Linked DNA regions of Homo sapiens: region 1 is linked to region 2. A link is a contact called in ENCODE Hi-C or POLR2A ChIA-PET data. All regions are on one chromosome and are shown on one strand. The core of a region is the stretch at or near the end of the contact, and the rest is flanking DNA. Distances in the headings are between cores, read along the strand shown.

The links. Hi-C counts contacts between places; a loop is a spot of excess contacts on that map. ChIA-PET counts read pairs that join two places held with the same protein, here RNA polymerase II (POLR2A).
Region 1: a map of PC-9 shows a loop between it and region 2 (2.4-fold over the local background). The contact joins two enhancer-like sites. A Hi-C loop is called at or near these places in 1 of 168 maps with a recorded cell type or tissue (PC-9). POLR2A ChIA-PET finds 5 or more read pairs at or near these places in 4 of 52 experiments (AG04450, CD4-positive, alpha-beta T cell, activated CD8-positive, alpha-beta memory T cell and 1 more).

Annotation. Positions count from the first base shown.
Region 1 is chr15:41,086,249-41,090,958 of GRCh38, forward strand. INO80 (INO80 complex ATPase subunit) reads right to left here. Exons shown (of 36, transcript NM_017553.3): 6 at 1,314-1,434. Among named protein-coding and RNA genes, the nearest start is that of INO80, 28 kb to the right of the region's middle. Within about 2 kb of position 3,408, at least 2 of the 41 ENCODE cell types and tissues checked have a DNase peak (open chromatin) inside an H3K27ac peak, as active enhancers do.
Region 2 is chr15:40,983,065-40,987,785 of GRCh38, forward strand. INO80 (INO80 complex ATPase subunit) reads right to left here. Exons shown (of 36, transcript NM_017553.3): 31 at 4,027-4,129; 32 at 2,274-2,362; 33 at 1,133-1,288; 34 at 698-857; 35 at 1-13. It overlaps LOC124903476 (a long non-coding RNA gene), which reads left to right. Exons shown (of 3, transcript XR_007064602.1): 3 at 1,001-1,139. Among named protein-coding and RNA genes, the nearest start is that of INO80-AS1, 31 kb to the right of the region's middle. Within about 2 kb of position 2,572, at least 2 of the 41 ENCODE cell types and tissues checked have a DNase peak (open chromatin) inside an H3K27ac peak, as active enhancers do.

The DNA.
Region 1 (4,710 bases), core at 2,158-4,657, 100 kb after region 2:
GAAACAAAACCTTAATTCAGGTTGGAGAAAGTGTGTGGAGGGTGAGAAAACACTAATAAAGATAATAGAGAAAGAAGGGAAGGCTAAAAGGAGCCTTTTTGAGTACAATTCATACCTTTAAGCCAGGTGCGATGGCTCACGCCGGTAATCCCAGCACTTTGAGAGGCCAAGGCAGGCGGATCACCTGAGGTCAGGAGTTCAAGACCAGCCTGGCCAACATGGTGAAACCCCATCTCTACTAAAAATACAAAAATTAGCCAGGTATAGTGGCGTGCACCTTTAATCCCAACTACTCGGGAGGCTGAGGCATGAGAATTGCGTGAACTCAGGAGGTAGAGGTTGCAGTGAGCTGAGATCACGCCACTGCACTCCAGCCTGGGTGACAGAGCGAGACTCCATCTCAAAAAAAAAAAAAAAGAAATTAATACTTTCAGGGGAATAAAATTTGCCTCACAAAGATAGTTTAAAACTTTCTCTTTCAGTTTCCTTCCTGATATCCAGCTGCTGAGAGCTCAGTAAGAGAGGAAAGGACATTTCCTGGCAAACATGCAAACAAACACTACAGAAGATCATCAGGAGGTGATCTATTTTAAATCACCTCGGACAGCAACAATGATAACTTATTCCAAACACTTCAGGTTACTTTTCTTACTTCTCTGTGCATAACCAACTTCCTATCCCAGAACATTTGCAATATTTGCAGAGTGTGTATAAGAAAAATGGAATAAACTAATTTTGCCTAAACCTTTAGCTAGGAATCTGTCTTTCCAATTCTAGAACTAAAGACTATAAGCCAAATATGAATTAAGGTTAATAATATAGTCTACCCTTCCTATCTGTGGGTTCCACATCATAGATTCAACCGAGGATCAAAAATATTCAGGAAAAAAAAAAAAGAATGGTTGCAGCAGCTGTACTGAATATGTACAAACTTTTTTTGGTCATTATTCTCTAAACAATATAGGATAACAAGTATTTACATAGCATTTACATCATATGAGGTATTATAAGTAATCCAGAGATGACTTAAAGTATACGAGAGGATGTGCACAGCTCATATGCAAATACTATACCATTTTACATAATGAATTTGAGCATCTCTGGATTTTGGTACCTGCCAGGGGTCCAGAATCCAATCACCCATGGATACCAAAGGGAAAACTGTACTTGCTACTAATTAGAAAGGAGAGTTTTTCAGATAAAGCAAATTTCTACCATATGGACTTATATATAAAGTCCAAATGCACCAGTAGGCCACATGCAATTCTGAAACTAAGAATGAATATACGTGGAAGGCAGTTCAACATGCTCACCTTTAAGTTTCTTTTCCTCCTTAAATTTCTTTTTCTTGGGTCCAAGTAGGTGCCGTTGTTGCTCATAGAAAGGGTCATATGTGGAGAGCAGGCCTGCACTGTAGTACTGATATTGCTGCAACTGAAGCAGGCAAAGACCATGATGGGCCTGTTTTCTATAGTACAGCTTTCAAATTACCTTTACTACAGAAAACTAAGCCAGAGGAAATCATAGCTCCTAAATACAGTATTCTTCCCACAAAGAGATCAGTAACATCTAGTATATCTAAGGGAATCACTTACTTAACTTCAAACAAAATGAGTTCAACTCCTATACACGTAACAAGTCACTGAAAATAATTTAAGAAAGCAAAACTCTTCATGCTTCTGAATTTCTACATACTTACTTAAACCTGACATATACTAAGACATGAAATTAATTCCTTGCAGAAATGTCTCCCCTTGGAAATTCACCACCAAGAAATAAGCCATACTTCTATTACCAACAGTTCCTCAGATTTACTAAGGTTCCTCATGCTTGCTTTTCTTTTTTTTTTTTTTTTTTTTTTGAGACAGAGTCTTGCTCTGTCGCCAGGCTGGAGTGCAGCGGCATGATCTGGGCTCACTGCAACCTCCGCCCCTTGGTTCAAGCGATTCTCGTGTCTCAGCCTCCCAAGTAGCTGGGATTACAAGCACACGCCACCACACCCAGCTGATTTTTGTATTTTTAGTAGACACGAGGTTTCACCACGTTGGCCAGGATGGTCTTGATCTCCTGACCTCGTGGTCAGCCCATCTCAGTGTCAGCCCACCTCAGCCTCCCAAAGTGCTGGGATTAACAAGTGTGAGCCACTTCAACTGGCCCTTCATGCTTGCTTTTCTATTAGTCATATGTCTGCTTCAAATAGTCACCAGTCATCCCAATTCTTGAATCTTTCAAGTCTTTCCTCTCTTCATCTCCCACTAAGACAGTCTGCTATTATTATAAATAGTGCCTACATTGCCAGAATTCTAACATATGAATAACGTAACTCTTTCCATCCAGGAAGTGGTAAGTAAATGCTTCCAAATATTTCACTTACTCCCCAAATCTCATATTAATTTTGTTTCACATATTACTAATGCATAAATATAAATTAAAATTAGGTAGCCCACTATTAAATCTCTTTCCTGGATTATAGCCAAATAAATTGTCTGAGGACTGAAATAAGACTGAAAGATTAACATGGGGAACTATTACAATGTCCTCTGTTAAAAATCAAAATTAAATTAGCATGCACTGAGCTGTACACTTAAAGTCTGATAACTTTCCTATATGTATGTTTTATCTGAATTTAAAAAACAAGCAGGCCAGGCATGGTGGCTCAGCTGGGCGCCATGGCTCATGCCTGTAATACCAGCACTTTGGAAGGCCAAGGTGGGCAAATTATTTGAGGTCAGGAAGTCGAGACCAGCCTGGCCAACATGATGAAACCACATCTCTACTAAAAATAAAAAAAATTAGCCAGGCATGGTGGCAGGCTTCTGTAGTCCCAGCTACTTGGGAGACTAAGACAGGAGAACTGCCTGAACCCAGGAGGCAGAGGTTGCAGTGAGCCAAGATCATGCCACTGCATTTCAGTCTGGGTAACAGAGCCTCCATCTCAAAAAATAAAACAAAAATAAATAAAAAATAAACATAAAAAACAAGCAAATACTTGGAGCGCCAAGTACCTTACTGCTGGAGTTTAAGAAGGAAGGAACTTTTTACATCAAAAGGGTCAGATACTCTGTTAACCACTTCTACAGGTTTATAAGGTTCAGAATATTATTCCAATCTCTCTGAACTAACTTTGGACCTTAACTAATTGCTAGAAAATTCTTAGGTCTTCAAATATACTATTGCTCATTATGTACAACGTTCCACACTTGTAGAAATAGTCAGAAGGCGGCTGGGCGGGGTGGCTCACCCCTGTAATCCCAGCACTTTGGGAGGCCGAGGCGGGTGGATCACCTGAGTCTGAGACAAGCCTGACGAACATTGAAAAACCGTATCTCTACTAAAAATACAAAAATAGCCAGGCGCAGTGGCGCATGCCTGTAATCCCAGCTACTCGGGAGACTGAGGCAGGAGTACTGCTTGAACTCAGAAGGCGGAGGTGGCAGTGAGCCGAGATCACGCCATTGCACTCGAGCCTGGGCAACAAAAGTGAAACTCAATCTCAAAAAAAAAAAAAAAGAAAGAAAGAGTCAGAAGGCTTTGGTAACGGCATTCAAATAGTTGTCACTCAAAACTATCATCATTTTAATGTTAGTGTATGAAGAGCTTTCTAAGAGAGAAACACTACACCCAAAGAGCAACTGCATGAATAAGCAACACTAGAATGTAAGCATTCTGGCAATTCCTCAAAAGGCTAAGCAAGGTGTTTCCATATGACCCAGCAATTTCACTGTTAAGTATATAATGAAGAGAAACGAAAACACATCAACACAAAACCTGTACACAAATCTTCATACCATCATTATTCAAAATAGCCAAAAAGTAGAAATATGCTAATCATAGTTCATGAACTGGACAATGCATATATAAGATAAGGTATAAATACAACGAATATTTGCAATAAGAAGAAATGAAATGCTGATACATGCTACAACATTAATCAATCTTGAAAATATGACATTAAGTGAGAGAAGCTGGACACAGGCACATGTTGCATGATTGCATTTGTATGAAATGTCTAGAATGGGCACATTTATAGAAACAGAGCAGATTGGGCTGGGGATGGTGGCTCACGCCTGTAATCCCAGCACTTTGGTAGGCTAAGGCGGGAGGATCACCTGAGGTCAGGAGTTCGAGACCAACCTGGCCAACATGGTGAAAACCCGTCTTTACTAAAAACGCAAAAAAAAAGCCGGGCGTGGTGGCACACGCCTGTAATCTCAGCTACTCAGCAGGCTGAGCAGGAGAATCGCTTGACCCTGGGAAGCAGAGGCTGCAGTGAGCCAAGATCGCGCCACTGCACTCCAGCCTGGGCAACAGAGCGAGACTCTGTCCAAAAAAAAGAAAAAAGGAACAGAGTGGATTGGTGGTTGTCTGGACTGAGGGACAGAAAGAATGAGGGGCAACAGCTAAGAGGCATGCGGTTTCTTTATGAGGTGATGCAAATGTTCTGGAATTAGGCAGTAATGATAGTAACACAACTATGAATATATTAAAAAAACACTGAATTGCACACTATATAAGGCTGAAGTTTTGTTATGTGAATTACATCTCAATAAAGCTGCTCCACTGCTACCTAAAGTTAAAATGATGTATCTTTTTTTTTTTAAGAACATATCTTTTAGTCTAGTACATCCGAAGTATTAGTAGTTTAATTTCATTGATTCCAGAGAATTTTAGAAATTCTTTTTTTTTTTTTTTTTGAGATGAAGTCTTGCT
Region 2 (4,721 bases), core at 1,322-3,821:
TGAATGGAAATTCCTGTGGGAACAAATGGGCCAAAAGGGAAAGAAAAAAAAAAAAAGTCAATCTCCAAGATGTTAACATCACCTTCTCCTGACAGGGAAAGCGAGCTCTTAGGGCATTTGTTTTAGGACCCATGAGGAGGTCTATGTCTCCACTTAATGATGGCTAGACCACTGAGTCACACAGAATACTAAGAATTCTAAACAATGAAAACATCCTAACTCCTCAAGCTGCTTTTCATTCTGAAGAGCAGTTACATTACTCCTGAGTTTCCTCTTTAAATTTGTCCATTACAAAGGGAAGCGACTTGCTACCTGGGACTCATCTGCACACTCTAATGTGCTCTTGCCTTGGAGAGTCAAATTTTACCCTCGAGTTTTGAACCCAGAGCTCCCCAAGAAATGGCAGCAACACTAGACCCCACACAGCAAAGTGAGGAAAGGCCCAGAAAAGCTAACATTAATTAAAAATCAGCAAAAATAATGGTGAATCTGAAAGTCGGGGATGACTAGAAAAGTTTTAAATCTTTATAAAGTTACTTATTTTGCTTTCCCTAAACCTCGTTTTCTCATTTCACTTGACAAAGCTATTGAAAGAATAAAAATACCATTATCCTAGAAGGAATCAGGACCTTACCCACAACCAAACCAGTGCTGGGCAGTGGACCAGGCCCAAGCTGTACAAGACAGCAGCAATTACCATTCACGGTATCTGAGACGGAGCCTGTTATGGATGCGGGAGAGTTGGTAGCTCGAGACTGAGGGGCTGAGGAGGCTGGGTCATCCACAATGACCAGCATGTCACTGCTGCTCTCGTCCAGGGGAATGGAGCCAGTGTGCAGCTCACTGCTGATGGAGATCTAGAAGAGGAAGGGTTAAGATCATTACGACCCCCTGTGCTCACCGCCCATGGCCTTGCACCCAGCTAGGAACATGCTTCACAGTTGAGGCTGCTTTGGCTTCTGAGAAACCAACCTGTCCTCATTTGTTTTTCTCCTTACAGACCTCATGTGCAACCTACTTCAACAAGGCTGGAGAACTCCAGGAGAAGCAAAGACTGCCCAGCAGTGTGTCCCTGCTACACGGTCAGGACACTCCTTACGGCTGTGATGCAGGCATCTAAAAGGAGCCTCACCTCACTGAAAGGGCTTGGCATGGCTGAGTCCACGCTAATGAAGGAGTCATCTCCGTCAGCAGAGAGGTTGGAGTTATCAGCCGAGGGAACAAATGGGATCACCAGGTTCACACCCTCTTTTCTCCTTTTCCCATCCAATTCATCTTCTTTTTTCTTCTGGGAACACACGGATAAATATGGAAAACGTGTGAGGATGCACCCCAAAAGAAAAGCGGGATTTGGGAAGAAAAGGATAACAGAACTTTTATTCTTTAGTTTATAAACTTCTCAATTAGCATATTTTTACGGAAGAAAAACTGCATAAGGAAGAAGGGATAGCTTAACAGGAGTTTGTGTGTATTTCAGTCGAGTACTGTGGCACATGCCTGTAATTCCAACTACTTAGGCTGAGGTGGGAGGATTACTTGAGCCCAGAAATTGGACCCCAGCTCAAAAGAAAAAAAAAAAAAAGAGCTTATGAATATCTGCCACAATAATAGAGTTTAAAGTTGGGGCAGTCACACTGAACCAGAGCCACACCAACCCTGATCCTAATGGGCCGAAGAGCCTCACCAGCCGCTGGCACATCCAGCACTTATTGAGGCTGACTGAATGCAGTCCCACAAAAGAGAGGGCCAATGCTTTCAATATATTTTCTACATATCTGTTTTTAAGACAAATTTTTAAGACAGTTCAAATCCTTGGTGTGAACTAGAGAAAAACAGATGAACAGACATTTAGAAATAAACCGGGGGTTTATTTTTCTAGTGACAGATGACACTGAGTGGTACACTAGCAGAATTATGGTAGGTTTGTGGATCTCATGACCTCTTAGGCCCCTTCTAAGATTCTATGGAGCCTTATAAGTAATGCCCATCTTAGTCACATTTTAGCCTTCCACGCTTTGTAACAGCCCTGACAAATGGTTTCCATAATTAAACTGTGACCACCGTAAGGGTGAGTTTGTGTGGAGAGTACAGATCTACCAAGGCCACATTTCTCCTGAGCAAAGCGTGAGTCAGCCCAGAAATGTAGCTGATCATACACAGCTGGAGCTTGATAGCAACCAGTAACCAAGATGAGAAGCCATGTACCCCAAAGCCTTTTTGGTAAGTACCCCAGGCCCCATTAGCCCCTATCCACCATTCCAGGCTGGAAATACCTTCTCTGCATACTTTTCCCGCTTCCGCTTGCGCTCTTTCACTCGGTTGGTTTCCTCCTGTTGCCGTTTCTCTTCCTGCCGCAGCCTCACTATCAAGAAAATGAATTAAGACCTGATGAAGTACCTGTGGTAATCATAATCCTCACTCTCTTAATTAAGGTGGCCATATCCCCTGATGTTTATTTTCCAAGTATCACTTCTATCTGTTTAAGGCAGATAACCAGTGGTTTTCTAACTTGGATTCTCAATTTTGGGTTTAAATCACACTCTTATTTTAAGCATTATGGGCTGGCTCGGTGTGGTGACTCACGTCTGTAATCCCAGCACTTTGGGAGGCTGGGGCAGGCTGATGGCTCAAGCCCAGGAGCTTGAGACCAGCCGGGCCAACATAGTGAAACCCCATCTCTATAAAAATACAAAAATTAGCCAGGCACAGTGGTACGCGCCTGGGTCCCAGCTACCCCAGAGGCTGAGTCAGGAGGACTGCCTGAGCCCAGGAAGTGGAGGTTGTGGTGAGCCAGGATTGTGACACTGTACTCCAGTCTGGGCAACACAGCAAAACTCTGTCTAAAAAAAAATTATTATAGGCCTTTCCTCATGTTATTCTTTTTCCCTTTTTCATTTCAGCCTTTTAATCTCTGCTTTGCACACATTGAGCATGGCTGTAGAGTTCTGAAAGGTTTTAGAAGGTGCTGGCAAATGTGAACTTACTTTCTGCTCTAATGCTGTGGAAGGCTTCAGAGGCTCACAGGATGAATCTGAAACCCAATGCTCTCAAAAGCCAGAAAACACATGGGAGGAGGGTTTGTATGGTTACAGCTGCGTGCTTCTCCAACTTTTCCATAAAAACATTTTTCTGGGCAGAAGAGCAAATTCACTACTGCTAAGGAGTCAGCTGCCTTCCTTGTGCAAGCTACATTATTTGAAGCCACATTTACCTTTAAAATACACACAAATTTTGCCTTCTACTCCACAATGCTTTTTTTTTTTTTTTTTTTTTTTTTGAGATGGAATCTTGCTCTTGTTGTCCAGGCTGGAGTGCAATGGCACGATCTTGGCTCACTGCAACCTCTGCCTCCTAGCTTCAAGGGATTCTCCTGCCTCAGCCTCCCGAGTAGCTGGGATTACACGTGCCCACCACCACGCCCGACTAATATTTGTATTTTTAGTAGAGACGGGGCTTCACCAGGTTGGCCAGGCTAGTCTTGGAACTCCTGACCTCGTGATCCACCTGCCTCGGCCTCCCAAAGTGCTGGGATTACAGGTGTGAGCCGTCTTGTGTTTTTTGTTTTTGTTTGTTTTTAAAAGATGGAGTTTCACTCTTATTGCCCGGGCTGGAGTGCAATGGCATGATCTCGGCTCACTGCAATCTCCACCTCCTGGGTTCAAGCAATTCTTCTGCTTTAGCTTCCCAAAGTGCTGGAATTACAGGTGCCCGCTACCATGCCCAACTAATTTTTTGTATTTTTAGTAGAGGTGGGGTTTCACAATGTTGGCCAGGCTGGTCTCAAACTCAAACTCCTGACCTCAGGTGATCTGCCCACTTTGGCCTCCCGAAATGCTGAGATTAGAGGCGTGAGCCACCATGCCTGGCCTACAAACACATTCTTGTTTGGGTTTTTATATAAAATATGAGCACAAAAATACTTTCCCTAAATACAGCCTCTGGCTTTGCCTACCCTTGGCACACAGCCAAGTACCTCTTCCATTCTCAGATACGTGAGGGGAGTGTATAGAGGTTTAGAGTACATACGTTTCTTCTCCAACTCTTCGTCGTCTAGAAGAAGACTAACCACCTCTTTGGGTTTCAAGGTATCTGGTTTGAAGTTCCCACCTGAAATCACCATCCGCTGAATCTACACCAAAGCAGATCAAAATGTCACCTCCAGGCATCCATTCCCTTATGGCAAATATCCAGAAAAAGATACACATCGTTCTCAACCCACTCCTCAGGGGAGGCCTCTGGTTTCCTATTTCTTCTTTTCTCCCTTTTCATTTCAGTTCATCTGATTGGCTCATCCAGATTATTTGTCCGACAGAAGGAAAATGATAACTTCTTTGCTTGGAACTGCTAACTAGAAAATCTAAGGCTACTGAATCAGGATGAAAAAAACAAAAAATAACAAATTTGGCATACAATTCAGAGGCAGATAAGCTGAGAGTACTAGGATAGGAACTAAAAAATGTCCATCCTTCTTCCACTGAATGCGAGAGGCCATTACCGGTGTCAGTCTCCACATGAACAACAGCTGGATCCAGGCTATGGAAACCATTCTAGGGGAAAGGGAATGAGGCATGGCCAGGGAAGTCAAAATTGCTATTGCATGGGACCTGATTTTATTTTCTATTCAGAAGAAATTGTAGTTTCGTCAGGACCAATGAAAGGCAAGAGAGTTTTAAAATAGTCTCAATGCAGTCAATGTGGTTGGACTTTCTGTTTGCTCCACC